Regions from separate parts of the Mus musculus genome. Here regions 2, 3 and 4 are each linked to region 1. The links are chromatin loops, found by intact Hi-C in ENCODE. Cell type or tissue: left cerebral cortex. All regions are shown on one strand. Region 1 overlaps Arhgap39 (Rho GTPase activating protein 39). Region 2 holds the start of Arhgap39 (Rho GTPase activating protein 39). Region 3 overlaps Gm52199 (a long non-coding RNA gene). Region 4 overlaps Zfp251 (zinc finger protein 251).

Region 1 (8,000 bases):
TCCTGTCTGCCACCGATACTGACAATATCTAGAAAAGCCTGCAGAGCCTCTTTAGTCCACTGGGATTTGTGGCTGTGAGGGGTGCCTGCTTCCCTGGAAGCACTACAGGTGTCTATATGCAGATGGTGATGGCCATGTTACTAATGAGCCCTGATGTTAAGGGTTAACAGCCCCCCAACAGTGCTCGCCAGCCGAAGGCTAGATGGGGCCATCTGCCATATGCAGTGCACCTTCTCAGCTTGCGACAGTGGCTAAGTAAGGGTCATGAGAAATCTCACACCTCGTGGCCAGAGCTGAGGTCTGAATTGTCACCATGGAGATAAGTCTCTACCAGACCCATATTGCTGATGAGAAAATGAATCCCAGGGAGGCCGAAAATACACCTGCAGTAACAGTTACTTAGGACCAGGGCAGAATCGGATTTCCTTCCACATCTAGGAAACAAATCCAATTGGATGAGCAAACTCTCAAGGCCTCTCATGTCTTTCAATTTCTTCCCCAGTACCAATGCTGTTCCTGGGTGGTCTGTGTTTAGGACCCCTGGAGACCCTCAGGCATAACACTCTGCAAATGCCCTACATTTGCCACAGCAAACCAGTCACTAAGAAAGATTATAGGTGGCTGCTACCATTTTGTTAGGCTGCCAGAGGGTAAGACACCTGGGTCTCCTGATTGGGCCTGGTAACTGTAGTATGGGGTCCGTATCACCCAGGGGTAGAACACACATGCAGGATCCCTTAGACCTCATCCTTCCTCCAGAAGCTGATAGGAGCCACACGACTCTTCCAAAATGGAATTCCCAGTGAGGCTGGCTATGTTGAGTGTCTTGTGCTTACACCCAAGGTGCTGGTGAGCTTTACAACCTCCCCTGGGGCTCAACCAAACTCCACTCCAGCCCACCAGGACACTCAGATCAGTAGACAGGTGTGTCCAACATCGGGCAGTTCTACCTGTAGTGAAGGAGCTGGCCGTCGGCACTGTAATCCCGGTATACCTCATAGTCCTTCTCCAGGAGCACACCTGGTGGCGAACAACTGAAACACAGCAGAGAGAAAACGACATGAGTCTGGGTGCAGCACACAGGAGCACAGCACACAAGAGCGGGACTGCCCCTCACATCCCTGGGGATGACCTGGGTTGCACTTCTTATGTTCCTTCGTTCCTTCTTGTCTTAGTTTATAGCTAGGAGCTCACTATGCAGCTCTGGCTGGCCCAGCACTCCCAGAGATCCATCTGCCTCTACCTTCTGAGTGCTGGGATATAAGTATGAACCACCATGTCGCTGTGTTCCTTTTTATGGTCTAAGCAAGAATTCTTCCGTCTTTCCTATCTTCTACGGTAAGAACAGCCAGAGTGGTCCAGAGGCCATGGAGCATGCCAGGATACCAGCCCTGTCCTAGAATGTCAGCCACTGTTCTAAGGGCTCAGAGATGGAGCTACTGAGAGCTTTAATCAGATATGGCAGAAAACCAGAGAAGACATGCTACAAAGACTCTTCTGGGGACTGTAATGTTCTGAGGGCAGACAAAAAGACATCTAGGAGATATCAGAAGTGGGTATCTAAATAGTGATTATCCTTGTCAGCTATCCAAGAGGCAGGTGGCCAAACTGACACCTACTTGTGACTGAGAAGGAACTTCCGTAGTCTGGAAGGAAAGATTGATTTAGTCTGATGAGGACTATCTCTACTGAACCCTGGCTTTTACACCACTCAGTAAGAGAAGGCAGAGAGCCAGGATGCTAGTGTAGACGCTTGCTGCCAGAGGGTAAGACCATTTTGGAACAGCTGCTAATGCATAGATAGAGGGGCACTGGCTGCTTTCAGTCTTTATTGCTTTGAGACAGGGCCTCACCATGCGGACCTGCTGACTTCAGACTCACTGAGCTCCTTCTGCCTCTGCCTCCCGGGTTGGGATTCAAGGTGTGCACCGTTATACCCAGTCTAGATGTCAGTCTTAAAAAGCTAAAACAAAAAGTTACTAGTAGTATTAATGGAGACTTGTAGCCTCCTAGCCTTCACTTAAAAGTTAAAGAACAAGCCGGGCGGTGGTGGTGCACGCCTTTAATCCCAGTACTCCGGAGGCAGAGGCAAGCGATTCTGAGTTCGAGGCCAACCTGATCTTCAGAGTGAGTTCCAGGACAGTTAGGGCTACACAGAGAAACCCTGTCTCAAAAAAAAAAAAAATCATTAGGAAAATTTCATATTATATATAATCTTGAATAGTTAAATTATAGAAGGATCACAAGTACCCTAATGTCTTTTACGACCTGCATTCCATTTGCACACACCTCATTCATTCCTTAGATCACACTTTAGCCTGGATGTGAATGAGATGCGGCTTAAATTTCTTTGTTCGATTCCTTGGCTCTAGGCAAAACAGCAGATTTCTGAACCGGCATATGTAGTACTGTTGAAAGAGCCTCTGAATGCTAGAGAATTTTCATGGTATATAGTGTTAATCCTGCCAAATGGAGCAAACTCCTCCACTTTTAACTCTCCTCATTTTGATCCTAAGATCCGAATGTGAGCATCTGCCGACAGGGGATACCTGCATTCCTCCTGGACAGTAGGTGGTATGAATTCCTCAGGAGGGGCTATAGATACGATACCTAGACTCCCAGGGCCTAGAGACCAGACTATTCAGTTGTATGATGGGCCTGGTCTCTCTCCAAACTGTAAACTCCTTCAAGATTAACTACCTTCTAAAAATAGAATATCCTCCCCTTCTACTGTTTTATATTCAAACACGAGCCTTAAACTGTCCTCACGGAGCTCAGTACAGATCTATGGAAAAGGTTCTCGTCATCCAGGAAGGCTCACTACCACTATGTCCTTCACGAAGTCCTCCTGGTTCAAGTATTGAAGCCGCTGAAACTTCTCTGCCTGAGCTACCAAACACATCACATGGAGCCGGTGTATAACCAGGCATATAACCACCTCCTGCGACTTTTCTGCTTTTTAGCTGACTATTTAAAAACCAAGTGTATTCGGCAACAACAGCAACAGAAAAGAAGCCGACATCTCGGGCGTAAAGTGACAGTGCAGCTCAGTAGTGGAAGCTTACCTCGGGCACACAAGGCCCTGGGTTCAGTTTCAAGCATCATTCTCATCAAAGTCTCACTTTAGCTGGGCTTCGGGATCTATGCTCGTAACTTCAACAATCGGGACACTGAGGTTCAAGGGCAGCCTGGGATAAGCATTAGGACCCTCTTTACAAGTAGAATAAGGACCGTGCTGGGTCAGAACTCTAAGGTGGTTGAGGGGCGACTATGGGGTGGCTTAGTGGGTGAAGCATGAGGATCTGAGCTCAGACTCTAGCATCTACGTAAAAGAGCCAGTGTGACGTCACACACCTGAAGCTCTAGGCTGGGAGACGGAGATCCTCAGAGCTGATGGACTAGCAAATCTAGCCAAAATGGCAAACTTCAAGGTAGTAGGAGGTGTTGCTTCAAAAAATACACTGGAAAGTGATGATAGACAAAGACCTCTGAAGCTGACCTCTGACTTCCACAGGCACACAACAGACAGGCAAACACATCGGCCTAGACTCACACACAAAATAAAAATACTGAAAAAAAAATGTAAAAACAGTTAAGGGAAGATGCTGAAAGTAAAGAGGCAGAGCTCAATGACACCACTGTGCGAACACGTGGCAGAAAGCTGCCTGCTCAGACACCGAAGCCCTGAGAAAGCACAGGCTCCGAGACTCACACACAGTCTGATTACCAACCCAAATGCACACGCCATGCTTTGCTTTCACCAACTCACACTGAAATCTGCTTCTAACCTAATGATATGGAAAGGCTACCTTGAAGACTACTCCCTCTGAGGGAGTGATGAGTTTCTGTGGGAGTAGAGTGCTCTTAAGAGATGAGTTAGCTGCTGAGAGCAAGGCACTGTGGGGTAGGTCAGCGCCTCTGTCTCTCCCCTGCTCCACTGCCTCTAGTCTATAATGAGCCAAAATAAGGCAGTTTCCTCTGTGAATCACCTCGCTAAAAATATTTAACTATGGGGGCTGGTGAGATGGCTCAGTGGGTAAGAGCACCCGACTGCTCTTCCGAAGGTCTGGAGTTCAAATCCCAGCAACCACATGGTGGCTCACAACCATCGGTAACGAGATCTGACTCCCTCTTCTGGAGTGTCTGAAGACAGCTACAGTGTACTTACATATAATAAATAAATAAATCTTGAAAAAAAAAATATTTAACTATGGGGGCAGAACATGGCCTGAGACAATATATAAGAATTCAGTACACAGCCTATAGAAAATTAGGAAAATATTACATATAGTAAGAAGAAATTACACGTGTAAAAGCCAGGTGAGCACACTGTTCCTGTGTCATGAAGTCATGATCGTCCTCTTCAGCATTGCTTACTGGTGTGTGCCACCACATCTCTCAGACTGTTAGACAATATTTGAAAACTGCAAGAACATATGCCTAAAGACTCACAGTACATAACACTACAGAGACAGTTTTATTTTTACTTCTGTATGGTCTTTCAAAGGACCGAATGAATGAATGGTAAATATTAACAGAAACTACTGGTCAGTATCTTCAAATATAGAGTTATAATGCAGAGCAAAAGCTAGAAAATAACACATGACGTGTAAACACAACTGTAGTGACCTCTGCCCCATCTGTGCTGAGCTGCCTGGTCTAACCTCTGGTGAGACAGCGTTATCTGAAAGGAGGAAGTGGACAGAGTTGTTCCACTTATAGCAGCAGAGGAACTGGGGGCCGGGGGGGACGACGGGGACCGAGAAGGTACATGTGCAAGGACTAGGAACAAGACGGAGTATCAGGGAAACACCTGGGACTAGCTAGTTCACTGTGGGTTCAGGAATGGGTTGATTACCTGTCAACACCACCACTAGGTGGAGACAAAGCCTTCAACACATGAGTCTCTCAGGAGAAAATAGGGTGATGAGCCACAGATGAAGCACAACCTGGAGTAAAAATTGCCAAAGTGTGTTGCAACCAGTCATGCTCAGAATATATGTGTGTGTGTGTGTGTGTGTGTGTGTGTGTGTGTGTGTTACAGGCTTAGGAACAGATCAAGTATGCTAGAAAGAAATCTTTGGGGAAATGTAAGCTTATGTAGAAATAATAAGCCCATGGAAGATGTGTATGTGTGTGTGAGAGGGGGGGGGGAGAGAGAGAGAGAGAGAGAGAGAGAGAGAGGAGCTGAAGACTCTTGCCCCCCACACAAGCATGCTATAAGCTTAAAACTATACTATGGCTTTTTTCTTAAACTAAGAAAAGACAGTTGAAATTTTCTGAGTGAGAAAAAGTTTCAGTCATACAGCCTTAGGCTAGCCTCAAACTTGTGAATGTCCTTCCTCAGACTTTGAAAGCCTTCTGTCAGAGGTGCCCACCCCACCCCGTATGGCTAGTGTTTCTTAGTGAATGAAGCCTACAACCCAGAGACAGATGAGCTGACCGATGGCTCAATCTCAGACAACAGCCAGCTGCTTCTTTCCCAAGCTATCAACATTAAAAGAGGAGGCATGATACCACTCCAACATGTCTGTTGCTAGGTGTTGGTGGCGCACGCCTTTAATCCCAGCACTCGGGAGGCAGAGGCAGGTGGATTTCTGAGTTCGAGACCAGCCTGGCCTACAGAGTGAGTTTCAGGACAGCCAGGGCTACACAGAGAAATCCTGTCTCGAAAAAACCAAACCAAACCAAACCAAACCCAAAAACCAAAACAAAACAAAACAGCCCAACAAACAAACAAACAAACAAACAACAAAACCAACATGTCTGTAGCAGAATTAACTGCAACATTTTCAGATAAAATGCAAAAGAAATTTATTTTACAATCCATCTAACCATGTAACTAAAAAGATCCTGTATAACCTTCAGATGCCATTAACCTGCAAGGCATGATAAAGACAGGGATCAGCTGGGCGGGGTGGCTCGTGCTTATAACTGCAGCAAAGGGGAAGACGAGGCAGGAAAATTGCCATTACTTTGAGGCCATCTTGGGAGACATAATGAGTTCCATGTCTGGGACCCAGGCTCAAATAAAAACAAATTAAAAATTAATGTCAAAAGAGGAAGCTAAGATCTTGAAGTTGCTACGTGATGACTGTGCTCAGCTCAAACTACACTTGACTGGATCTCTTTCCTTGGCAACACCTGTTTGTGTGAAGAGGCAAAGATATTGTCACAGTTCACAACATATGAATGTTTGCCATTGGTTTCATTTGCCATGGTATGTGTGTCTCTGTGTGCATGCTTGTTTGCATGCATGCAGAGACTAAGGCTGTCATCTGATGCTTCTTGTTTTCGAGATAGGGTTTCTCCATGTAGCCCTGGCTGTACTGGAACTCGCTCTGTAGACCAGGCTGGCCTCAAACTCATAGATCCTCTTGACTCTGATTCCAGAGTGCTGGGATTAAAGGCGTGTACAATTATTCCCAGTTTTTGTTTTTTTGAAGCAAGGTCTCTCTATGTAGGCTTGGCTGGCTGGAACCACTACACAGACCAGGCTGGTCTCATGAACTCATAGAAATCTGCCTGTTTCTGCCTCCTGGGATTAAAAGTGTGTCCCACCAAGCCTGGATCCTATGGCTGGCTTTAAAAAAAAAAAAAAGGGTGTTGGTATCCAAATGCAGGTCTTATATTTTCATGGCAGGCAGTTTCCCCACTGAGCCATCGACCTAGTCCCAACACTGGTTTTGATGTCAGGGACTGTCACTGTTCCTGCTCCTTGGAGCAGCTATATTGGCAACCTGCTGCTCACAAGGTACTTTGGTTCCCTCTCAGAACATGACCCTAAGTGCTCTATTGAGCAGATGCCCTCCATCATGTGTAGTATCCCTGTCCTCACCAGGGCGGAATTCTGGTTTATGGAGTACCCTGCAAAGAGGACAGCCAGCCAGTGGACCTGGCCCAGAATGAACACAGATGGTGAAATTAGCAGAAGAGGGCATGAGAGTAATTCAAAGTGTGTTCCATATGCTCAAAGTTAGAAGGGGAAGCAAGACAAAAGGAAAGCTGAATAGACTAAGGGAGGTGACTCAGCAGGCCAATACTCTCAGCAGGCCAATACTTGCCTGATGATCTCAGTTTGATTTCCAGAACACAAGTAAAGATAGAAGGAGAGAATCAACTCTACAAAGTGGCCTTCTGACATCCACATGCGTACGGTAGCACGTGTGTGCATACGGTAGCACGTGTGTGCTGTTCCCATATATACAATACACTTACACCAGTAGTAGTAGTAACAATAATAATAGTAGTAATAAAGTTTAAAAAAGGCTAAACAAGGCATCAGAAGCATAAAATATACAAAAATACAAAATGACCCAAGCTAAAGTTCCAGAGATGAGGAGCTAGGTCTCTGAGCCAGCTGTTCGGTAGAGTGCTTGCCTAGTTTGCATAAAGCGCTAGCACTGACTAAAACCAAGTGTGACTGCACACACCTAGAATTTTACTTGGGAAGCAGAGATAGGAAGACCACAAGTCCAAGGTCATCTTCTGGTACATAGTAAATTCAAGGTCAGCCAGGATTACACAAGACCCTGTCCCAAATACTTAGAAAGTTGGGGTGCAATGATGGCTCATCAGTTCAGGGTGCTTCCTGCTAGTGTAGAGGACCTGGGATCAGCCACCAGCTTCCTCTCAGCAGCTCACATGGGTCTGTAGCTCTAGTTCTAGGGAGTCTGACACCCTCTTCTGGTCTCTGAGAATACTAGACACAGGCATGGTACAGAAAACATGCAGGCAAAACGTCCCCACATACAATACATCTTTTTAAAAAAGTAAAATTATTTTAAAAAAGTTATGGAGATGAGCACTTCCATTTACAGAGGTACTGGCAGAGAGAACAAGGACTGAGGGGTTGTCGAGATGGTAACAATGCATAGCAGTTGGAGGAGGAGATGGTGCACACCTTTAATCCCAGCACTCAAGACGCAGAGGCAGGCAGATCTCTGAGTTTGAGACTAGCCTGGTCTACATAGTTAGACCCTGCTTTTAAAAGGAAGCGT
Region 2 (8,000 bases), 74 kb after region 1:
CATACATACAAACACACACATACTCAAATACACACACACAGACAACTCATATCACACACACAGAGACATACCACATACACACATATATACACACTACACACATATACCATACAAATACAAACACATACAAACATACCTGTACCACAAACACACACAGACTTACATACAGACACACCACATACACACGCATACACATATCACACACACAACCTCCTACACACTCAAAACACCAACCGAGAGGAACAGATGATGCCTGGCTCTTCTCAGTATACACTGTAAAAAGGTTAGTATGCATTCTCCATGAGAGAATGACACATCACTATAACTCACAACAGATGCCAATAAAGTTCACTTATGTTACTGTAACAGCAGAGACGGACAGGACATTGGGCACTCCTAACTTGCATGAGTTCAAGAAGACACACCTAGGAAATGTCACCCAGGTCCTGATCACTGTAGCAGCAGACATGGGCAGTGCTAACCCAGGTGAGGAGAGACTACCTAACAGGTTGCTAACAGCTGCCCTAGGACAAGGTCCAGGTCAGACTCTGTCACAGGGCACAGGAATACCAGGGGCATAAGTTGGGAACAATTCAAGGGGCCAACAGAGACCGAACAGGGCAACACAGGAACCACAGAGGTCAGTAGCTGAGGGGAAGCGTGTTATCTGGGGAGGTGAGAAAGGAACAATGGGAAATGGGGCTCAGGAGCCAGTAACCAACTCATACTGTCTCTGCATGTCCATGGCTGGCTGCACATCTAGTCTACCTCAGTGAACACAGCTTTGTGACAACATAAAGCCTCACCCAAAAGGCCAACTGTGAGGATTGCTTGTAAGATCCAGTGAAAAGGTTCTGCCAGTCAAACTGGACATTTCAGCACAGGAACATAGTTCAAGGATTTTTTTTTTTCTTCTCTCAACAGCATCAAGGAGTCAAGACACCTCAGGAGAGGCTGCAATAGCTAGACTGCGAAACTATGCACGGACCCGTGAGTCTTTGTTGGGTGCAGTTCCTAATCCACAGCCCTCTGCCCCAGCAGGCATATGGCAGAGGCCAGAATGAGACTGGACTACTTTTTTCTTTTGTTTAAAGACATGGTCTCATATAACTTAAGTGGTTCATATAACTCAGCTTGGCCTCAATTCTTCTTTCTCCTCCCAAGTGCTGGACACCATATCCTTAGGAACAAACAAACAAACAAAACATTCTCACCTTCACTGCCACAAGTCTCAAGACCTCACTTAACTTTTCTATCAGAGTACGAATGCTATTTTACCATTTTCCAGAGTAATTCTGAGATAAAGAGGGAAACGTAATGACTAGATTAACTGTTTCCTTGAAAAACACAGCAATCCCCCTCACTTTGGTTTAAAGTCTATCTGAACTTCTTCCGGTAATTTACCAAGGCCCGCTACCATACAGGTAAAACCTGGCTCTCATTTTGTTACTTACGTCTTCAGTGTCAAAGTTTATCCTTAATAAGGTTACCTTTCTTAATTCAAAGGTAACACTGTGCAGTACAACACTGTAGGCCTGGCTCTCACTGCCCAGGGCCTGCATGCCCCCTTCCCTCTGGCAACACCAAGCTCACGTCTCCCGGTCAGCACTGTGGCAATCTGTGTGCTGCACGAGAGGTTTCCTTACCAAAGAGACTTTTAAAGCAACTCTATGCAATTAATTTATCTAAGTGTATAAAATTGTTCTTTTTTTCTTTAGAAAGATTTGCTTCCAACCAGCTAGATGTGTGTGTCAGTGCGTATGGGCACTTTGATATGAGAGATAACTCCTAAAATTTATCTTCTGACCTCTACTCGACAGAGCTGGCACAAACATAAAATGAAAATAATTAAACACACACACACACTAGCCCATACACACAAAATGAAAATAATTACATGTATGCACACACACATACATACTTGCACACACACAAGTACTTTGTGCCAAGCATGGCAATGCATGCCAGACAAGATCATGAGTTTGAAACCTACCTGAGCACATAGCAAAATTCAGACGAAATTACAATTTTAACACACACACACACTTAGTTTATGCACTTTGTAACACACAGTCCAACCTATACCTAACCCTGACAGCTTGCAATTTCGTAGCAAGAACAATTCCTAACACTCAAAACTTCCCAGGTGTGAAAAATTTTACAAGTCTTAAGTCACAGAGTCCTCACAACAGCATTCTGAGACCAATACTATTAGTGTACCCATTTTACAGCCAAGAAACCAAAGGCAGAGAGACCTTACCTAATACCACAAAGCCAGTAAAGGAGGAGTCATGACTCAAGGGCGGTCAGTCTGGCTCCAGAACCAGCACTCATTTTCACTCTGCTCCAGACTCTTACAAGACAGCTGATTAGACCACGAGCTGGAAGGAGTCACATCTCTCTATTCCCTCCTAGGCACTCAGAATCCCTTGAAGACTGGCTTTCCGGACTATCCAGTCACACCTCTCCTTCTAATTCCCTTCCCCCCACGTTCGTTGTAAAAAGGGGAGCAGGGACAAAACCACCTGCTGTTTACAGACTGCGCCCAGGACGCAGTGCTCAATTGCCCTCCCTAGCTCCCAAAGACAAACGTCCGTATTGTCTGCACCACGGGAGGAACTGAAGCCTTGCAACTGTACGTTTTTCTGCAGAGGTCACTGGAGGCCTGGCCAACCCGAACAACACTGAAGGGGGAGGGGGTCCAGCCGCATTTTTGCGGCTGAAGGTTGCGTAGCGCCCACAGCAGCTGCGGTGAGCAGCAGCATGGAACACACCCACAGCTGCCGCGCCCGAAGCGGGCAGCACGTTTTAAAATAAAGACAGCCTGCCTGGCCCGGGATGCACAGCCTGCCGGCTCGCAGCCCCCACCCACCCCACGCCTGCCAAACAGCAGGCGCCCAGGGAGTTCCAAGTCTGAAAGGCCGGGGAGAGGACCACCCGAGCCTGCCGCAGAGGCCCTGCCGCGAAGCCAGGGCGCACCACGCGCAAGCAAGCCACGACCCGACCCAGAGACGCCCACCGACTGCCGGGCATCGCGGACAAAGCCTAGCCCGCAAGATCCTCGTTCGGCAAGCACTATCTCTCACCACCCCCAAACGGACCGGAGCCCAGTGCACAGAAAGGGCACAAGCACACCACCGGCTCTGGGCCTGGACACAGAACGCACGCACACCTGTCCTCGGGCTGACTACACACACCTGTCTGCAGGCCGGGCACCCTCACATCTCACACCCACCATCAGGTCCACCCCAACCCCAACCACCTCAAGCAAAGGGCTCGCACACAACTATCTTGGCCAGGGACACACACGCACTCACGCCCATCCAAAGGCCGGGCACGCGTGCAGACCATGGCACCCTCACACCCACCACCCTCGGGCCCCTGCTCTTACGCAAACCCGCCTTCACACTCCCTGGCCCTTGGCCGCGGCGTCCTCCTGCGGACCCTCCCCTACCGGGTCACCTGGGGCCCCGATTTCTAGCACGACTGGACTGGGGGGCCTCCGCCTGGGCCAGGCCGTGGGGCCGCAGCGAGGCCTCTCCGCCATCTTCCCGGCCCGCGCCGCCCACCTCCCGCGCTCTCACCAGCCGGCCCTGCGCCCGGAGCGCCGCCACTGCCCCTCATCACCGACCGCACGCTGCGCCCCAGCTCCCGGCGGCTCCCGGCCGCCGTCGCCGCCGCAGCCAGCGCTTCACGTCCTGGGTCTCCGCCGCTGGTCCAGTGCGCTGCGGCCGCGCGTCCCCCGTCACCAAGCGCAACCCCCCGCCTCCGACTCCGCCCCCGCGAGGATGGTGGCGCCGCCAGGGGGCGCCGCCCGCGAGGCTGCAATGCGCCTGCGCCACCGCGCAGCCCCTCGGGAGCTCCGAGGGAGCCTTGCCTCTGTCGGAGGCCCCGCCCCCGATGCCGCGCTAGCCGGCCGTTCCGCTCTCACCTGTACCCGCCCACTTCTGGAGGTCTGGGTCACCTCAGGTGTGTCCTAACGTGGGTGTGGCGTGACTCTATTAGTTCTAGCCCTGCTGGGGTTCCTAAGCTTGAGATATACCTCTTCCTTGACTCTGGAAAGGTAGCTATTGTCTAAAATACTCTGCGTATTCCATGTTTGTAACTTCCCTTTATTATTTTCCTCCTTTTATTTCCTTGACTATTCTCGTAGTAACTCAGGCACAGCTTTAAATGTGCTCTCTTTTCTATTTTTTTTTTTTTTTTTGTAATGTGTATTGTGTGTGAAGCATGTGCACGCACGTGCCAACAGTGTCCGTGTGGAAATCGGAGGACAACTCCTTTCACCATGGGTTCTAATGACGGAACTCGCATCATCAGGCTTGCACAGAGAGCACCTCTACCCACTCCATGGCCCTTTTAACTTCTTATTAATTTTTTTTAAGAGAGAGAATTTCAGATGGCCCAGGCTGACCTTCAACTTCCCTATGTAGCGAAGGATGACTTTGAAACTCTAATCCCGTCTTCATCTCTCTTGTGCGAGGATTACAGGCACCATATCCGGTTTACACAGCTGAGGAGGTGAAACCCATTCTAGGAAAGCCCTTTACCTACTGAGCTACATCCTCAGCTGCCATTTGGGTTTTTTGTATTTGACGAGCTCTTGCTCTGTGTACCCGGGCTGGCCTCAAACTTAAAATCCGTCTTTAACACATTACAAGTGCGTTTGTCACCCTCCCAGACTTCGGAATATTCAGTGTTGTTGTTGTTGTTTTTGTTTGTTCATGTTTTCGTTTTTTGAGACAGGTTTCTCTGTGTAGCCCCGGCTGTCCTGTAACTCGATCAGTAGACCAGACTAGCCTCAAACTCAGAGCTATCTACCTGCCTCACTTTGCTAGTGCTGAAATTAAAGACGTGGGCCATTACTGCCCGACACCAGTTCTTTACTTTAAAAAGAAAAACACACACACACACACACAAAAAAAAAACCAAACTTTTTTTTTACCTTGGCTTGACAATTAAGAGTAAATACTGCTCTTCCTGAGGATTCAAGTTCAATTCCCAGCATCCATGTCAGGTGACTCAAAACCACCTATAATGCCTGACAGAGGTGGCACATGCCTTTAATCCCAGCACTTGGGAGGCAGAGGCAGGCGGATTTCTGAGTTCAAGGCCAGCCTGGTCTACAGAGTGAGTTCCAGGATAGCCAAGGCTATACAGAGAAACCCTGTCTCAAAAAACCAAAAAACAAACAAACAAACAAAACAAAACAAAACACCTATAACTCCAGCTCCATGAGATCAATAGTATTCATGTGTACACACACACACACACATTTTTTAAAATGGTGAAAATGAGCCTTCAGAATATTTTGCTTATTTAGTTTGTATGTCTGTAGGGCTGCATGTGTCAAGACCTCTGTAGAGATGTCAGAAGACAAACTCTAAAGGAGTCATTTCTCTTCGGCTATTGAGTCCCGAGGATGGAACTTGGGCCATCAAGCTAGTGGCAGGTCATCTCCAGCTCATGTCTTCATTTCTCTGTGTCGTATTTAAATTCCACTTGCAGACAAATAAAATGGCCCAAAGCTCTTCCAGGACTGCACACAGCGTTCCATCTGTATCCAGACCAAGAGAGCTCAGAGCCTTCCACACCCCGCAGTGCTGCAGACCCAAGCCCTGGGGATCTCCACTGTGCTCACACTTAGCACGTCCTTGCTGAGTCATCCTGGGCTCTGCTCTTAGGTATGGATGAGGGCTCCTGCTCTGTCTCCAGCCCCCTCAGCAATGCGGCTGGAAACAGACGTTCTAAATGCTGCAGAAAGGAACGCACAAGCAGCAAGGCTATTTATCTTTGCAAAAATGAAATTAACCGGGCTAGCAAGTCCTCGAGGGCCAGAAGCTCACTTCGAGTGTATCCTAAGGCAGGTGGTGACTGTGTCTTTTTTCCTATTGCCTGGGGTCACCTCATAGTCTTTTCCTGATTCAGCCTGATTCAGTTTAAAAAGATTCAGCTTGGAGTAAATGAAAGGGAGAGGGTGAGGTGTCAGCTGCTGCAGATCACGTTTGGGAACTGGAGGAGGGCAGGGCCTTTGTGGAAAGAAAAGCTTTACCAGGTAGAGGAAAGTAAAAGGTTTGAATTTCTTTACACAAAAGTTTTAGAGGGTGTGAGATATACAGAATATTGGCCTTTGGTGACGAATTTTTTTCCTTGTTCACCCACCTGAAGTAAGCTGACTTGGATGAAGGAAGACCGTCTCCTCCCTGCGGCTGAAGAAACATTACCAACATGGCTGACTGGATTCCTTTTGAGTGTTTTTTGTTTGTTTCAATATTTTTGAGATGTTTGTTATGTTTTATGTGCTTGCCTGAACGAGTGTCTGTCCCTGTACCACACATGCAGTGCCTGTGGAGGCCCAGAAGAGGTCATCAGACACCCTAGGATTGGAGTTGCAGACGGTTGTCAGCTGCCCTGTGGGTGCTAGGAACTGAACCCAGGTCCTCTAGAGGAACAGTAAGTGCTCTTAACTGCTGAGCCATCTCTCCAGCAATGCCCACCGCTAACCCCTGCTGCCTCTCCCCCCCCCCCCCACTTCTTTTTAAGATTTATTTATTATTATATGTAAGTACACTGTAGCTGTCTTTAGACACACCAGAAGAGGGCATCAGATCTCATTACGGATGGTTTGTGAGCCACCATGTGGTTGCTGGGAATTGAACTCAGGACCTTCGGAAGAACAGTCAGTGCTCTTAACCACTGAGCCACCTCTCCAGCCCCTGTCTCTTCCCTTTTGAACCTTTGGTCACAAACTTAGAATGAGTGCTGCTCACTCTCAAGCAGTCTTGTGTTTCTCTTCAGAAGGCTTTCAAAGATGGTGGCCATTCCATAACTTCTCAGAGCCCTTTAGTTAGGCCTCCTATTGGAAACCAAAAGTCTCCCTCCCATTACCAAACTACAGGACTGCACACACCCATCTCTGGCCTCCCACTTTCCCTGCCTGTGGAAAGTTTGCAGGCTGTTCTGCTCATTCTGAAGGTTGGACTAGAGGTCTGGACTTCTTTCTGTCCCTTGCATTATTAATATGGCCATTTCTATTGAACAGTTTTCAAGAACACTCAGATACATGCTAACATTGTTCTTTTTTGTTTCTTTCTGTATTTTATGTGCATGGGTGTTTTGCCAACAATATTTGTGTACTATGTTTGTGCCTGGTGCCTGTGGAGGTCAGAAAAGGGTGTCAGATCCCCCAAGGGATGGAGTGGGATGGCTGCGAGGAACCTAACATGAGTCCTCTGGAAGAATAACCAGTGCTCTTTAAAGGCCGACTACTTGGGCTGGTGAGATGGCTCAGCAGGTAAGAGCACTGACTGCTCTTCCAAAGATCCTGAGTTCAAATCCCAGCAACCACATGATGGCTCATAACCACCCACAATGAGATCTGATGCCCTCTTCTGGTGCTGTCTGAAGGCAGCTACAGTGTACTTATGTATAACAATAAATAAATCTTTGGGCTGGAGCGAGCTGGGTTGATCTGAGCAAGCAGAGGTGCTAAAAATTCAATTCCTAACAACCACATGAAGGCTCACAACCAATTGTTCAGCTACAGTGTACCCATATACATTAAATAAATAAATAAATAAACCTTTAAAAAAGTAAATAAATACATAAGATAAAGCCTGAGTACCCTCTCACATTATTCTTTGTAAAAACAAAATCCCTCCATTACTTCCTATCCTATGCACCCTACCATACTCTTATTTCTTTGGTGACTGTGTCCTGGAAAAACAAGCCTAGCACCTCAGTATCACCGTGTTTTGGTCTTCCCTTGTTCACAATTATGCACAGACACATTCCTGTTTAGGTTACTTGTTGAATACAGTGCCTTCGTCCATTATCACCTTTGTCTTTACCTCTGGGGAACATTCAACACCTTACCTTATGGTCGAATGGCCTTTGTTGAGAGGAGTTCTGATGCTTAAATTGTCAAGTGGGGAGGATTAAGAAATGTCCCAATTCTGGGCATGGTGGCACCTCCCTTTGATCCCAGCACTTGGGAGGCA
Region 3 (8,000 bases), 260 kb after region 1:
AGAAGTGTCACTGTGGGGATAGACTTTGAGGTCTCATTTGCTCAAGCTATTCCCAGTATGGCACACAGTCCCTTCTGCTGCCTGCAGATCAAGATGTAGAGCTCGCATCTCCTTCTCTAATACCATGACTATCTGTCTGCACACTGCCATGATGATAATGGACTAAGCTGCTTAAACTGTAAGCCAGCCCCAATTAAATGTTTTTTCTTTATAAGAATTGCCACAGTCATGGTGTCTCTTCAAAGCAATAGAAACCCTAAGACAGACAGCCACAGGACTTCCAGGAACATTCACGAAGTATGAAAGAGAGATGCCATGTGCTCTGGTACGTCCCTAGCCCTTAGGGCTACGATGGAACATGGTAATGCATAGTCATAGCCCTTCAGCCCTGTATCCCAGCATCCAAACTCTGTAAAAAGCTTCATGGGGCAGATCCAAGCCTAAGAACCGTCATCACAACCTTCCCTCCTACACCTAGACTGTAGACATGTCCCCCCTACACCTAGACTGTAGACATGTCCCACTACACCTAGACTGTAGACATGTCCCACTACACCTAGACTGTAGACATGTCCCACTACACCTAGACTGTAGCCATGTCCCACTACACCTAGACTGTAGCCATGTCCCCCTACACCTAGACTGTAGACATGTCCCCCTACACCTAGACTGTAGCCATGTCCCCCTACACCTAGACTGTAGCCATGTCCCCCTACACCTAGACTGTAGCCATGTCCCCCTACACCTAGACTGTAGCCATGTCCCCCTATACCTAGACTGTAGCCATGTCCCCCTACACCTAGACTGTAGCCATGTCCCCCTACACCTAGACTGTAGACATGTCCCCCTACACCTAGACTGTAGCCATGTCCCCCTACACCTAGACTGTAGCCATGTCCCCCTACACCTAGACTGTAGCCATGTCCCCCTACACCTAGACTGTAGCCATGTCCCCCTACACCTAGACTGTAGACATGTCCCCCTACACCTAGACTGTAGCCATGCCTCACTACACCTAGACTGTAGCCATGTCCCCCTACACCTAGACTGTAGCCATGTCCCACTACACCTAGACTGTAGCCATGTCCCCCTACACCTAGACTGTAGACATGTCCCCCTACACCTAGACTGTAGACATGTCCCACTACACCTAGACTGTAGACATGTCCCACTACACCTAGACTGTAGACATATCCCACTACACCTAGACTGTAGCCATGTCCCACTACACCTAGACTGTAGACATGTCCCCCTACACCTAGACTGTAGCCATGTCCCCCTACACCTAGACTGTAGCCATGTCCCCCTACACCTAGACTGTAGCCATGTCCCACTACAACTAGACTGTAGCCATGTCCCCCTACACCTAGACTGTAGCCATGTCCCCCTACACCTAGACTGTAGCCATGTCCCCCTACACCTAGACTGTAGACATGTCCCACTACACCTACACTGTAGACATGTCCCACTACACCTAGACTGTAGACATGTCCCCCTACACCTAGACTGTAGCCATGTCCCCCTACACCTAGACTGTAGCCATGTCCCACTACACCTAGACTGTAGACATGTCCCACTACACCTAGACTGTAGCCATGTCCCCCTACACCTAGACTGTAGACATGTCCCACTATACCTAGACTGTAGACATGTCCCACTACACCTAGACTGTAGACATGTCCCCCTACACCTAGACTGTAGACATGTCCCCCTACACCTAGACTGTAGCCATGTCCCCCTACACCTAGACTGTAGCCATGTCCCCCTACACCTAGACTGTAGCCATGTCCCCCTACACCTAGACTGTAGACATGTCCCCCTACACCTAGACTGTAGACATGTCCCACTACACCTAGACTGTAGCCATGTCCCCCTACACCTAGACTGTAGCCATGTCCCCCTACACCTAGACTGTAGCCATGTCCCCCTACACCTAGACTGTAGCCTTGTCCCCCTACACCTAGACTGTAGACATGTCCCACTACACCTAGACTGTAGACATGTCCCACTACACCTAGACTGTAGACATGTCCCCCTACACCTAGACTGTAGACATGTCCCACTACACCTAGACTGTAGACATGTCCCCCTACACCTAGACTGTAGACATGTCCCCCTACACCTAGACTGTAGACATGTCCCACTACACCTAGACTGTAGACATGTCCCACTACACCTAGATGAATTATTGCAATATACTGTCATAAATCATTGCCCTTACAATGACATCATAACAAGCTTATGTCATAACCAGGATGGCTACTGAGTGTCTAAAGGGCAGGTAGCCAGCTGTCTAGGAGGGAGCTTTGCATCCTGCCAGAGCAGTGGGTTGCCCAGCTCTTGACAACATGGGGTCAGAATCCCAGCTGAGAAAGGACCTTTTTTAGACAGGCCTTCAGCAAAGACCAAAGCTGAATACATCCCTGTGGACTCCCTAGGCATGGCCTAAAAGAACTAAATGTCTCGCCTTGAAAGGGCTTGGCAGCTGGAGGGGATCTGCTCAGCAGGAAGAAGGCCTGACTTCACCGCTGGCACGGAGTGGTCTTGGACACAACCCCACCCCTGATCCAGTTTCTACCCTCCTCTATCCTGGAAGCCTAAGTCCCTCTGATGACAGCTAGTGACAATCTGACTCTCCTGTTTCTAGGAGGCAGGACCTAGAAGGACATGACCATTCCACTCCTTAGACCATGGCTCAGGATCTGAGGCCCTCCCAACCTTTGAGTAGTTTCAACTGAGGACACCTTGATTCTTCCATGGCACTCTAAGCTTCTTGAGGCTGGTTATAGTTAACCAGAAGACCAGAGATGGAAAGTGACTTGCCAAAGGTCACACAGCAAGAGGACAGCCAACAGCAGATCCAGATTTCTAGGCACCATGCCCAGACCTCTCCCCAGGGGAGATCCTGAGACCCTGAGACCCAAAGTAACACTGATGACATCAGGGACAGAGGGTGTTGTTAGGAAGGCTGTGTTGTGCCAAGAGTCAGCAAGGACATTGTATGAGGTGCCAGTATTAGGTCTCTGAGACCCAGGAAGTTCACTGACAAGGAGAGCCAGGGCACTCACTCAGAGGAGGGTGTGACTGGGAACTGCCAAGTTCATGATGTCCCCCGCGATCTCCTAAACTGACCCCCTTACCTTCATGCACTGACCTTGGCTCAGGATTCTGGTTGGAATGCCTCGGAGTCCCATCTTCAGGGAGATGGGTGGCCCCTGGGTGCCATCTAGTGGCAATGAAGAGACATGCTGCCTTTCCCCACCCTCTGAACCACAGGACTAAGGGACAACCTGAGCAAGATGACTGTTTTTTTCAGCTGAGGAAACTAAAGCCTGGTTGAAGCACACCCTGTCCAGTCAAGGGCAGCCCTGAGTGTTGAGGGTCTCTCAAAGAGGCGAGGCTTACCCGGAGTCTGAGCTGGAAGGCTGTGTGTGCTCTGTGAGTGGATAGGGGTCGGAGGGAAGGCAGGATTTGGTCTGGGAGCCAACACCTGAGGACCAGGTGGGAGCTGAATTACCAGAGAGAAGGCTAAGGTGATAGTCAAGGCTTCTCCATAGATCAAACCATAGCCAGAATGCTCCCATCATCCCGAAAGACAAACATGACTAGAGAAATCCCCCCAGTCTTAGGGACAACCAAGGCTAGAGAAAGCTCATGGTTGTGAAGGTCTTGCTTTCAGGGAGCTCGATATATTATTTGTTCGCTCTGCAAATGAGCTTGTTTTCCGTGGCTGCCCTTAAAGTTGCAGCAGACCCCGCAGTCCAATGACGCAGGCAAACAGAAGATGCTGTAAGAGATGAACAGGATACAGAAGCACCTGATATCTGCAGGAGGTATATCCCATGATGCTCTTGTGGGTGTCTGGAACTATGGGCAGAACCAAACTCCATCCACAATATGGTTTTTTTTTTCTTCCTACACCATACAAACCTGTGATAAAAATTTAATGTATAAATTAGTCACAGTAAAAAAAAAACAATAGTAACTGATATCATAAAAAGATGAATTATTGCAATATACTGTCATAAATCATTGCCCTCACGATGACATCATGACAAGCTTATGTCATAACCAGGATGGCTACTGAGTGTCTAAAGGGCAGGTAGCCTGTGTTGTGTGGGAACAGTACATAAAGGGTGTGGTCAAGACAGTGTGGCAGTGAGAAATTTTTATCCTATTATTAAAATTGGCTAAACAATTTAAAACTTAGGAACTGGCTGGGCACAGTAGCTCAGGCTTTTGATCCTAGCACTCAGGATGCAGAGGCAGGTCACTCTTTGTGAGTTCCAGGCCAGCCTGGACTACATAATGAGTTCCAGGCCAGCCAGAGCTACATTAGTGAGGTCTTGTATCAAAGAAGCTAACCAACCAACCAAAAATCTAAATACCTTAGAAACTATTTATTTCTGGAGTTTTCTATTTAGTATGCTCAGAACAGAGTTGGTTATGGGCAACTGAGAAGCAGAAAGCTAGACCAAGACGAAGAGGGAGCTCTGGGGCTAGAAAGACAGCTCAGCAGTTAAGAGAGCTTGTTGCTCTTTCACCCGGGTCCCTACCTAGGTTGGGGACCCCCTGTCTGGCCAATAGTGTGGTGCTCCAGGGTTGAAACACCTCTGCAGATGGGACTTGAGCCCCCCAGGCTCTGTGTGACCACACTTCATCCCTGGTGTATGACAGCACCAGAAAGGGAACTGAACCCAGGCTAGTCTTTTGAAGACAGGGTGGGGACCAGGTCCAGGGGGACTCACAAACTGCCTGTAATTCCAGCTCCAGTTGATCCTCCTCTTCTGGCCTCTGCAGGCAACTGCACATAAACCTATATATACAAACATAATTTAAAATATATATTATATACAGGATATTATATATATACAAAGAGGGAGCTGCCCTTAAAGTAATGGGCTCTGAAACCAGACATATCTGGCTGATGGTGTTCCTTGTGGAATCCCCATGTGTCGGAGCTGAAACCATGACCTTCATTTACTGTGTGACTTTGGGCAAATTACCTGACCTCTAATCTTTAATATTGAGAGAGAGAGAGAGAGAGAGAGAGAGAGAGAGAGAGAGAGAGAGAGAGAGAATCCTTCCTAGGTGATTGAGGTTCAGGTCACGTCTGCTTTGTTTCCTGTTGCTGTGGATAGTGCCCTGTCTTCAAACGACTAGCCTGGGATCAGTTCCCTTTCTGGTGCTGTGATACACCAGGGACAAAGTGTGGTCACACAGAGCCTGGGGGTGCTCAAGTCCCATCTGCAGAGGTGTTTCAACCCTGGAGAACCACACTATTGGCCAGACAGGGGGTTCCCAACATCCTCTCTCCTGGTACTCACCTCTCTACTGGGCAGAGGGCTTGGTCAAGGCCCTCCCAAGGCCACCAGGACAATAAGAACATGTCACTGTGACTTTTGAGGCCAGGTTATAATGATTCTGTGGTTTCCCTGTGGCTTCTCAGATGGCTTGGGTGAATCCTGTGTGGTACTGCAAGGGCTCTTCGGGTGGAAGGTCTTGTGAGGAAAGCCTGCTGGCCTTGGGAGGAGCCATATAGGAGTAGAGCTTCATGTTCCAGGCTAGCTCAGGGGCTGAAGCCTGACTCTGCAGGAGAGACCGGAGCCAGCTGCTTTTTCCTGCAAATTCCCAGTCCCCAGAACTACGAGTGTCCCTGCAAGCTGCATTAAGATGCTGAACTTAGATGTCAGATTTTGTTAGGAGATAAGTGGGTGATTGGGTGTCCAGAGCTAATTGCCAGGCACTGGCACTGAGCTGAGCTTGATTATCACAGAGACCTTCTGAGTAGTCCATCGCCTGTACCCATTCCACGGATGCAGAAATGGGAACAGGTTGCCTGAAGAAACTCTGATATCTTGCAGCTCTGGATCTCCACTGGCCATATGGCTGTCACCTCCTGCCTGGATGACCCTGGCTGACATCTGGGTCAGGACAGGGTCCCTGATGCCCCTAATTCTGGCTGAGGCTGACGCTGGCATTAACATCAGTGTGGGCAGCAGAGCTGGCTGTAATCATAGCCCATGGGAGTGCTATGCTGTGCTCTGTCTAGGGAATGGCTTCTGTGCAGTTCCTTCCCATGCAGCTTAGTCACTGTGGCTGGGAGCAGGCTCGGGGCACCAGGATTCCAGGTGACCACCATCGCTGCACTTCCTGTAAGCCCACTGATGTCATATACCCCAGGGTGATGAGGTCGTGCACCTCATGGTGCGCACAGGAAAGGACTCAGGGGCTCTATTGTCTGTGTCAAAGACAATGGCAGGACAAAGATGGAGCCTTGGGGGGGGGGGCTCAAGCTGTTCTTGCCTCTCTAGAGGCTTCTGGGTCCTCACAGCACCCGGGGTCAAGGGTTAATGGAAAGAAACTGAGCTTCTCAGAGCTGAATGAGCTTCACGGGGGTTGACCTTTGCCTGGGTCCTGGCTCCAGCTCCTACTCTCAGTCACCTCAGGCAAGTTCCTTACCTGCTCTATGCCTCTGAAAATGTCACATGAAAACATAGGAGGGACAATGGAACCTGTTCCCCAAGTGTTCGTGGGTTCTAGACTCTGGACCCTGGGTGGTTGGTGTCTCCCCGGTGACCTCATGTGATCCCTCAATTCCCTCAATGAGCACACAAATTCATTAAGACCGAGGAGTTGACATCACCCTGTATCTGCAGTTGTACACAGGCCATGGGGCTGTGGGCACCGTGAGTAATCAGGAGGGACCCCGAGTTTCTGGGGTAGGAGCACACACGGGCTCAGCTCATCATGAGAGCCTCATCCTCTGGGCTGGCAGTGTGCAGTTCAGTGGGTCTTTGTATACCTAGGGTTGAGCTCTGATGCCCCAGTATACTCCAGCCTGCCCTGCCCCCCACCAGTTACTCTATTCCCCCTGCTTCTTAGCCACACACGCTGACCCACATTGGTCTTGATTCATTGGCCCTTGGGTCCTTTTTTTTCAAAGCAGAGTAAGCTGTTTCTGCTGAGGAGAGGTCTGAGACTTGTTAGGAACAAAAAAAAGGGGGGGGGGCCCAGGGGAAGAAGGGGAAGGGAAAAGGGGCCCAATGTCCGGCCAGAGTTCCTGTGCTCTGGGCAGGTGGACGTAGGCATTGGAGGGCTGCCGGACACGTTCCACTCAGCCCTGGATGGGCATCTAAGCCTCTGACCCCACTCGGCGAGGAGTGGACAAGGGACCCTGAGGCGACACCCTGTCGTGCTGGGGTTATAGGAGAGAGGGATAAGGGAAGAGGTTCCCAACACTGACCAGAGTGCACAGCAGATCTTGATGGAGCAGAGACTCACTATGGTTTAAGAGCTTTATTATAGAAAGACAGGGGGAAAGAGAGAAGAGAGAAAGAGAGAGAGAGAGGGAGAGAGAGAGAGAGAGAAGGCTAGAGAGAGAGAGAAGAGAGGAAAGAAGAAAACAAAGAGAAAGGAAAGAGGAAAGAGAAGTGAGAGAAGTGAGAGGTAAGAGGACAAAGGAGTGAGAGCATAAGAGAGTGAGGTGGGGGCTGAACAGCCCTTTTTATGGTCTTAACTGGGGAGGAGTTTAGCCTGAAGGTCAGAAGCTTGGGCCATTGCTTACATGACTACTGACCATGCTTCTCTTGAGGGGGCTGTGGGAGGTAGTAACTTAGGCAGAGGCCAGAGTTCCAGGAGCATGAGGGAACGCCTACCGTGTCATGAAGGTGAATTATGACCATCAGGGTTCAGACCTCAGCTCCACTGGAGACCAGCCTGCAATTCCCCACAGAGGCTCAGATCGATCAAAGTACTGGATTGAGCCCACACAGTTCAGCAACTGAAAATGGTATGTGGAAGATGTTGGCAAGACTTCTAAGGACCCTGGTCACCTTTCTTAGGCCTAGAGCCCAGAGTTACTGGGCAGCCTTGGTGCCTGAGGGTGGGGTAGTGGTACAAAGGAGGGAGAGGGTTTGGGCGTTCTCCAGAGTTGCAGGGGCAGAAGGCCTAGGGGGCAGTGCCTCCAGACACCAGTGTCACATGTGGAGCAGGGGGTA
Region 4 (8,000 bases), 110 kb after region 1:
ATGCCTATAATCAAGCATGATGGAACTTGAGGCAAGAGAGTCTTAAGTTCAAGGTCACCTTTGACTCCATAGCAAAATCTAGGCCAGCCTGGGCTACATGACACCCTGTGCCATTAAGAGAAAAACTATTAAGAGAATTTTGGCTCTGAGGTGAGAGAGAGATGGCTCCTCAGGTATAAGCACTATTATGTCAATTCTTGAATCTTGAATCACCTGCGGTGCTGGTAGGACTTCCTTAGGGATGGACTCAAACCTAGACTTGCAGGATGAACAAACCATTTGTTTGCTATACTGATTCCGTGAGGGCATGTCGTGGTTTGCATGAGAATGACTCCCCACACTCATGTATCTGACTGTTTGGTTCCCAGTTGGTGGAACTGTTTGGGAAGGGTTAGGAGGTGTGACCTTGTTGGAGGAAATATGTCACTGGGGGAGTGAGGTTTGAGGTTTCAAAAGCCCACACAGTCTCTGTCCCTCTGCCTACAACTTGCAGATCAGATCTGAGCTCTCAGTTACTGCTCCAGCACCAGGCCAGTCTGCCACCATGCTCCCAACCATGACATTACTGGACCACCCTCTGAAACTGTAAGCAGGCCCCCAACTAAATGCTCTATTCTATAAGTTGTCTTGGTTAATGTACTTCATCACAGCAATTGAAAGTCACCAAGAAAGAAGTAGGTACCAGAAGTGGGGTATTTCTATTACAGGTCTGAACATACTGTTCGGTAGAGAAATATAGAATCTATTCTTCTACCAACTCTTTATCTCCCACTTCTGTCTACTCAATTCCCAACCCGCCCCCCCCACCAGAAGTCCCAGTAACCCCACCTTAAGACATGAGTTAAAACAATGTAAAAAAAGAATATAGAAAGTTTCAATTCCAATATCCTCAAAGCTCAACCACATAAGGATCTTTCCCATCCAATGTACCCATCTACAGAAGTTCCCTTAGGGGGTGGTAAAATTGGACTTATGTTCTCCTTAATAGTTTTCAAGTTAAAATCCTTAAGAGAGCTGACACCTCTTCTGGGTGAGCCCTTTGGAGTATCAAACCAATTGGATCAATTATTGGGCCCCCAGGTTTATACATGGGGTGAATTAGTATCAATACTGAGTTTTGTTTTCTTAGGGGAAGAATGGATGTTGATAAAAATGGCTTTGAGGGCTACAGAGATGGCTCAGTGGTTAAGAACATGAACTGCCTTCCAGAGGTCCTGAATTCAATTCCCAGAAACAACATGGTGGCTCACAACCATCTGTAATAGGATCTGATGCCCTCTTTTGGTGTGTCTGAGGACAGCTGCAGCGTACTTACATACATAAATAAATCTTTTAAGAACAACAACAACAAAGAATGGCTTTGAGCATCATCTAAGAGAGGGAGCACCTAGCTGGACCTAGAGTCCTGGTTGTCAATGCTAAATGTCTTAATCAGGATCCTGATAGGATGGTAACAATGAAGTCCACTGGGGACATAGGAGGAATCTGAGGGTCCTTATTATTAGGGAAATAAGAAAATCGGTTGATCTCAGAATATTAAGGCTTTTAATGCTAAACTAGGGAGACGAAGTTCCAGCTGAATTCTCTTGTTTGTTCTTTCAAGGCAAGGTTTCTCTGTGTAGCCCTGGCTGTCCTGGAACTAGCTTTGTAGACCAGGCTGGCCTCAAACTCAGAAATCCGACTGCCTCTGCCTCCTGAGTGCTGGGGTTAAAGTCATGCACCACCACTGCCTGGCTTCCCAAATTAATTCTTTTCTTGTTTTTTTTAAGATATATTTATTTATTTTATGTATATGAGTACACACTGTAGCTGTCTTCAAAAACACCAGAAGGGGGCATGGGATCCCATTATAGATGGTTGGGAGCCACCATGTGGTTGCTGGGATTTGAACTCAGGACTTGTGGAAGAGCTGTCAGTGTTCTTAACCACTAAGCTATCTCTCCAGCCCCCTCCCCCCCCCAGATGAATTCTTAAAGGATCAAATGAGAAAATAGTCTGAATTAAAACTGGAGGACTCCTTTGATCATGGGATGCTAAAGTTACATTTTATGACCAACAGTTGGCCAGACATTTTTAAAAAGTTACTAAAGTTAGAAAGTTGGAAGGGTAGAGAACTTAAAGATTTGCTTGTAGAGGCCCAGGAAGAGCATGCGTGCAGGCATGAGAAGCAGAAACAGAAAGCTAAGATCATTCTCTCCCTCTGTGAACCAAATGCCCCTGGAACAGGACAAAGGCTTAGGATCCCAATGATGTCTTCCTTATACCTTTCTGGTAGCGGAGGCCCCGGGATGCTTACAGCAGACTAGGAATGGAGGAGAAATGATAAGGACAGGAGAAAACAAATGTGGAAAGGTGGGACACTTTGAGAAGGAATGCCTCATACATTTTAATGACAATTTGGGGAAGGGAATCAAAGGGTCTATTTTTCACTGACACCTCATGAGAGCCTTTAATGACAGTTCCTATGGAGGAAGAAATCATATTTCTTTTTGATCAGGGGAATTCCTTGGTCGTAACCAAGGTGAGGGGAGAATTCTCTCCTCCACTTTCTGAAAAAAAAAAAAACTACAATGAATCTTCAGGATAGGCAAAGAATAACACAGTTTGTGTTCCAGAAGCAGGAACCAACCTATAGGGGAGAGATTGGATATCCAAATTAGGAGCTGGAATGAACATTTTTCAGGATGAAGTCAAGGTTTCCCTTGATTTGATGATTCCCCGGGGCTGAAAAACAAATCAAACCTAATGTTTGGGCCCAAGAAGGAAACTGGTGTGACTTGCAGGGTCCTTCCTCCCATCCAAACCGAGCTGAAACACCCTATACACGCGTTAGAAGAAGGCGCTATCCTATCCTATTCCCTTAGAGGGAAGATTAGGGTTTAAACCTATCATGGCGCTCATGAAAGACAGACTTCTTAAGTCCTGTATGTCTTCCTTCAATACCCCAATTCTACCAGTCAAGAAGTATGATGGTTCATATCAATTAGTCCAAGATCTTAGAGCAATTAAGCAGATTGTCAAAAGTAAACACCTTGTGGTCCCCTCCTCAGTCAGACCCCAACAGTGGTTCAGGCTAACAGACTGAAAAGATGCCTTTGAGCTTGCACCATTAAGCTGACAATGAACCTTCTTTGCCTTTGAGTGGGAAGATCCCCATCTTGGAGAAAGCAAGAATATTAATGGGCTCCCATAATTCTTCTAATGGGTTTGACCAGATACTCGAACAGTTTTGAGAATTGTCCCACTACCTAGACGTGCCTACTGTAATATGCTGACGATCTTCTCCTGCCTTCTGGGGACTACCAGAACGAGGTTATCAACACCACTGTTAGTTTCCTTGGCAGTCAAGGGTTGTGGGCATCAAAAATAGGTCATTTGTATAAGATGAGGTTAGATATTTGGGGCATGCGGTCATTCAAGGTTGAAGGTTGGGGCCTGAAAGAACCAGTTGGTACTGCTTCTAGTGACACACAGTCATTAAGCCGTGTGTGATGCCATATAGCTGACCTGCATGCAACAGTAACTTCCACACAAACTACATTATTTTCCAAGATGAATTCCCTCATGTTTATTTTCAACTTAAATATGACAAGCAACCCCCTCAGTTTGCATTGCTTGCTAGAATTAATTAACTATGTATTTGGTTTTCTGTTTTGTTTTAGGTGGGGTCTCATGTAGCCTAAGTTGATCTTGAATTTGCTATGTGGTTAAGTGTGACCTTGAACTTAAAAGTGTGCATCAACAACAACAAAAAAAAAAATGTGCATCAAGACGCCCAGTTTTTACAGTGCTAGAGATTAAACCAAGGTTTTTGTACATACTAGGCAGGCACTGTGCCGAGTCATACCATCACTACAGACTGATATTGATTTTCACAGTTTTTTAATTGGCTTCATTAAGTCCAAGGAAACTGGGTGTAAGAATTCCTTAGCCACTGCAAATACAACATTGATGGCTTATTTGTGTACATCTTGCAGTAAAAAAAAAGTACAATATAAATAACACCATCAGGAACCTCCCAGTGTCCGCACTGACTCTGGGGTACACAGCACGGTGAGTATGTAGGCCGGATTCAGGCAGCTCTGCTGCCAACTAGTGTCCATCCAACCTCGCTTCACTGAGAAATGTTGTCTGGAGTTGGAGAAAACCACAGCTTGCTCAACTTCCAAAGGAACAAAAGGGTAGATTCTGAATCCATTTGCTGTCAGAGTGGAGGCACCCAACCTCACAGGATAACCCCAGTAGACGGTGAAAACGGGGAATACAACCAACCCCCCATCAAAACAAAAACAACAACAAAAACAAACCAAACCAAAATCAGTAAGAAACAAACAAACAAGGAGTCATAGTAAAAACAAAAAGTAAAATCTAAAATGCTTTTCAAAACTTTTTTTTTTTTTTTATGAGACAGGGTCTATGTAGCCCTGGCTGATCTGGGACCTCAAACTCAGAGAGATCCACCTGTCTCTGTCACTCGAGTGCCTGGCAAGACTTTTAAAAAACAAAACACAGACAGCACTTTGTTAAAAAGGAAAGTCTGGTAATGAGGATACCTGGGAGTCATGCTGTGTTGGCAGAGGAGAATGGAAATTACAACATTTGTACACTGCACATGACTAATTCAGTGAGGACCAAAAGATCTTTAAATTACAGCACCAGGACAATCTCCAGCAGTTTTACTCTTTGTAGCTGTCCTTGTCACTGCTGGCCCTAAGCTCTGGTCACCACAGCTGTCAGTTTGTGCTGATGTCTCTGCAGCCTCCACCCTTCGCCTCACAGTGGCTTCCCCCCAAAGCTTCCATATCCTTTGCACCTAGAGAACCTACATTTAGTCCCACCAGCCACTGACAGAGACACCTCGGTCCCCAAACCATCCACATGCTTGCCAATCATGGCCATATCTTTCCTTAGCATCATTGAGACAAGCCAAATCCCCCAGTTCTCTGGGTTTCTCTCTTAAAATCACCAATGAAGAGACGTCCTCATCTTGAAACCTCCCATCAACTGCTCTTTAGTGTGGGAATTCAACCCTGTGATAAAAACCTAAACTTGACCTGATGCTAACGTGACCTGCTGTTCTGAGTGGGTCAGGACCTTGGGCATGGAGTGTGGGTTGGGTGGACACAATAGGCTACACAGCCCCAGCCTCCTAACGAACAAGTCTGTTAGTAACAGTTCATTTAACTTGCATTATGCAATCCTACCTAATATAAAGCAACGTTTCTAAGCTTTTTTCCACATTTGTCACATTAAAAATCTCTTTCTTGGAAAATCTTTTTGATTTGAATTAAGTATCTTTCAGATCCGTCCTTCAATTGTGGCTTCTCTCCAACACGCGTCACGTGGTGTGGAGTAAGGGGCGACACACCACTACCAGCTTTACCACCACATTCCTGGCATTTGTAGGGTTTCTCCCCAGCCTGACTTTTCTGATAGTCCATGGACTGTGAGGAAGTGCTGTAAGTTTTCCCACACTCATGACAACCCCGGGATTTCTCATCACTTCGAATCGTCCACTGCAGGACAAGTTTCGCACTGTGGCTGAAGGCCCTGCCGTGTCTCTCTCCAGCGGACAGATGGCTGGAGTCATAAACAAAATCGGGGCCACACTCAAATTCCTGTGGGTTCTCGCCCATGTGAACCCGCTGGTGCTGAGTGAGGGCTGACCTCCTGCTGAAGGCCTTCCCACAGAGCCCACACTCGTAAGGCTTCTCCCCGGTGTGAACACGCTGGTGGAGGGTGAGCTGGGAGCTCTGGATGAAGGCCTTCCCACACTCCGCGCACTGATAGGGCTTCTCCCCGGTGTGCACTCGGCGGTGCTGCATCAGCGTGGAACTACGGCTGAAGGCTTTGCCACACTCGCCGCACACATAGGGCTTCTCCCCGGTGTGAATCCTAACGTGCTCGGTAAGATGAGAATTGAAGCCAAAGGCCCGGCCACATTCTCCACACACGTAGGGCTTCTCGCCAGTGTGGACCCGGTGGTGAAGGAACAGGCTGGAGCTCTGGCTGAAGGCTTTCCCGCACTGAGCGCACTTGTGGGGCTTCTCCCCCGTGTGGATCCTCTGGTGCTGGATAAGGCTCGCGTTCCGACTGAAAGCCTTTCCACACCAAGTGCAGCCGTGGGGCTTCTCCCCGGTGTGGATCCTCTGGTGCTGAGTTAACTGGGGGCTTTGGCTGAAGGCTTTCCCACACTCATCACACTTGTAGGGTTTCTCCCCTGTGTGTATTATACGGTGCTGAATGAGACTTGAACTTCTACTGAAGGCCTTCCCACACTCCTTACACCCAAACGGCTTTTCTCCGGTGTGAATTCTCTGATGCAGACGGAGATAGGAATTGAGCCCAAAAGTTTTCCCACATTCCTCGCACTTAAATGGTTTATTCCCAGTGTGAATTCGCTGGTGAAGAATAAGATTTGAGCTGTGTGTAAAGGCCCGCCCACACGGACCGCATTCATAAGGCTTTTCCCCAGTGTGACTCCTGCGGTGCCGACTTAGGTCTGAATTATATTTAAACGTTTTATTGCATATGTCACATTTAAAGATTCTCTGTCCTGCTTTATTTCTTTGAACTGTAACAACACTTTGGCTGGGATTCAAGTGTTTGTCAAACACAGAAGTCTGGGCGTTCTTGGGAAACTGCTCCCTACAGACCGCAGCGTCCTTTTTAGCAATGCTCTTCAAACCCTGAGTAGCAGAGCTTCCGTGGCTCCCATCTCCCTGACCTTCATGGGCACAAGCTTCCTGGGGCTCAGACGCCTGTGAATAAGCCCTTGGGAATTTCGGTGATATGAATTCTGGGGTTTTTACTTCTTCGAAACATTTCTGGTTTAAAATGGATAGCTCCTTCTCGGCCTCGATCTCAGAATCTGTTAAACAAAAAGCACAAATAAATGAGCAGAGAAACCCCTGTCAGCAGAAATCACAATTTGCTTCATGTTCCCATAAGTTATGATGCACCAGTTATGAATGCACGCCTTTGGTCCTGGCGCTTGGGATGTAGAGGCAGGTAGATTTCTATGAGTACAAGGCTAGCCTGGTCTACATAGTAAGATCCAGGACAGTAAGACTACATAGGACCCTGTCTCTAAACAAACAAACAAACAAACAGAAAATAAAAAATAAAGCTATTATGCAAAAACCAGATGCTTCAGTAGAAGAATATGACAAAACCTAAAAATAAAGACAGCTGACTAGCAGAATAAAGACAGCAATGTTCACTAGTCATCAAAGCAAGGGAGAGCCAAACAAACTGCCAGTGTTAAATCAGCAAATTAATCTAGTCAACAAATACAAGGCCAATCATGTTCCAGGTAAGAAACACAACAGGAGACAGACAGACACAGTCTCTGCGCTCAAGAGCATCAAGAGCATGAGGCGCTGCTCGGGAAGGCAGAGGATGACTTTTTTTTTGTAGTTATTGTTTTGTTTTCCTGAATCAAGAGTTTTTGTTGTGTAGCCTATGGTGGTTTGGGACTCATGACCCTGTCACCGAGTGCTGGTATTAAGTTACATGGCACCGTTTTCAAAAAGGAATTGATAAGTCTGTAACATGGAATCAGTGTATACAGTCAGAAGATCCCGTGAGGAAGGGTGGATCGGAAGCAGGTAAGGGCGCCAGCGAGCAGGGGCAGACGGCGCACAACTGTCGGAATGTGAGGAGGAAGTCACCGCGTCCAAGGACTAAGAAATTCTCACCATGGCCAGAGCAAGAGGCGGGTGGCAGAGACGGGGACAGGCACAGAGGGTGCTGCACAGAGGCTGAGAAGACTGGGTTTAAGAAGCAATAGGTTGCCAGGCAGTGGTGGCACAGGCCTTTAATCCCAGCACTTGGGAGGCAGAGGCAGGCGGATTTCTGAGTTCGAGGCCAGCCTGGTCTACAGAGTGAGTTCCAGGACAGCCAGGGCTACACAGAGAAACCCTGCCTCGAAAAACCAAAAAAAAAAAAAAAAGACGAAGAAGAAGAAGAAGAAGAAGAAGAAGAAGAAGAAGAAGAAG

What was found. A loop is a pair of places that touch in the nucleus more often than their neighbours do. Peaks named below come from ENCODE experiments on the same cell type or tissue, not always from the same donor. Only the 100,000 strongest peaks of a DNase experiment are listed, where the experiment ranks them.
Region 2: it touches region 1 in a loop (6-fold over the local background); 20 of 42 quality-filtered maps call a loop at or near these places.
Region 3: a loop joins it to region 1, with 5 times the contacts of the local background. A loop is called at or near these places in 2 of 42 quality-filtered maps.
Region 4: it touches region 1 in a loop (2.8-fold over the local background); 13 of 42 quality-filtered maps call a loop at or near these places.

The regions. Positions count from the first base shown.
Region 1 is chr15:76,740,563-76,748,562 of GRCm38, forward strand. It overlaps Arhgap39 (Rho GTPase activating protein 39), which reads right to left. Exons shown (of 12, transcript NM_001168288.2): 4 at 951-1,034. Among named protein-coding and RNA genes, the nearest start is that of C030006K11Rik, 21 kb to the left of the region's middle. In left cerebral cortex, CTCF peaks have their summits at 1,038 and 4,859 (motif pointing right); DNase peaks (open chromatin) are centred at 2,499, 2,908, 3,088, 3,733 and 2 more places; H3K27ac peaks cover 1,234 bases.
Region 2 is chr15:76,814,408-76,822,407 of GRCm38, forward strand. It overlaps Arhgap39 (Rho GTPase activating protein 39), which reads right to left and starts at 3,759. Exons shown (of 12, transcript NM_001168288.2): 1 at 3,585-3,759. In left cerebral cortex, CTCF peaks have their summits at 3,811 (motif pointing right) and 6,354 (motif pointing right); DNase peaks (open chromatin) are centred at 2,426, 2,886, 3,267, 3,826 and 1 more place; H3K4me3 peaks cover 2,559 bases; H3K27ac peaks cover 2,185 bases.
Region 3 is chr15:77,000,849-77,008,848 of GRCm38, forward strand. It overlaps Gm52199 (a long non-coding RNA gene), which reads right to left. Exons shown (of 3, transcript XR_003951577.1): 3 at 2,711-3,930. Among named protein-coding and RNA genes, the nearest start is that of Gm52199, 10 kb to the right of the region's middle. In left cerebral cortex, a CTCF peak has its summit at 3,227 (motif pointing left); a DNase peak (open chromatin) is centred at 3,212.
Region 4 is chr15:76,847,744-76,855,743 of GRCm38, forward strand. Zfp251 (zinc finger protein 251) reads right to left here. Exons shown (of 4, transcript NM_001007568.2): 4 at 4,388-6,871. The coding sequence ends at 5,250. Among named protein-coding and RNA genes, the nearest start is that of Zfp251, 20 kb to the right of the region's middle. In left cerebral cortex, a CTCF peak has its summit at 4,095 (motif pointing left); DNase peaks (open chromatin) are centred at 4,080, 5,922 and 6,415.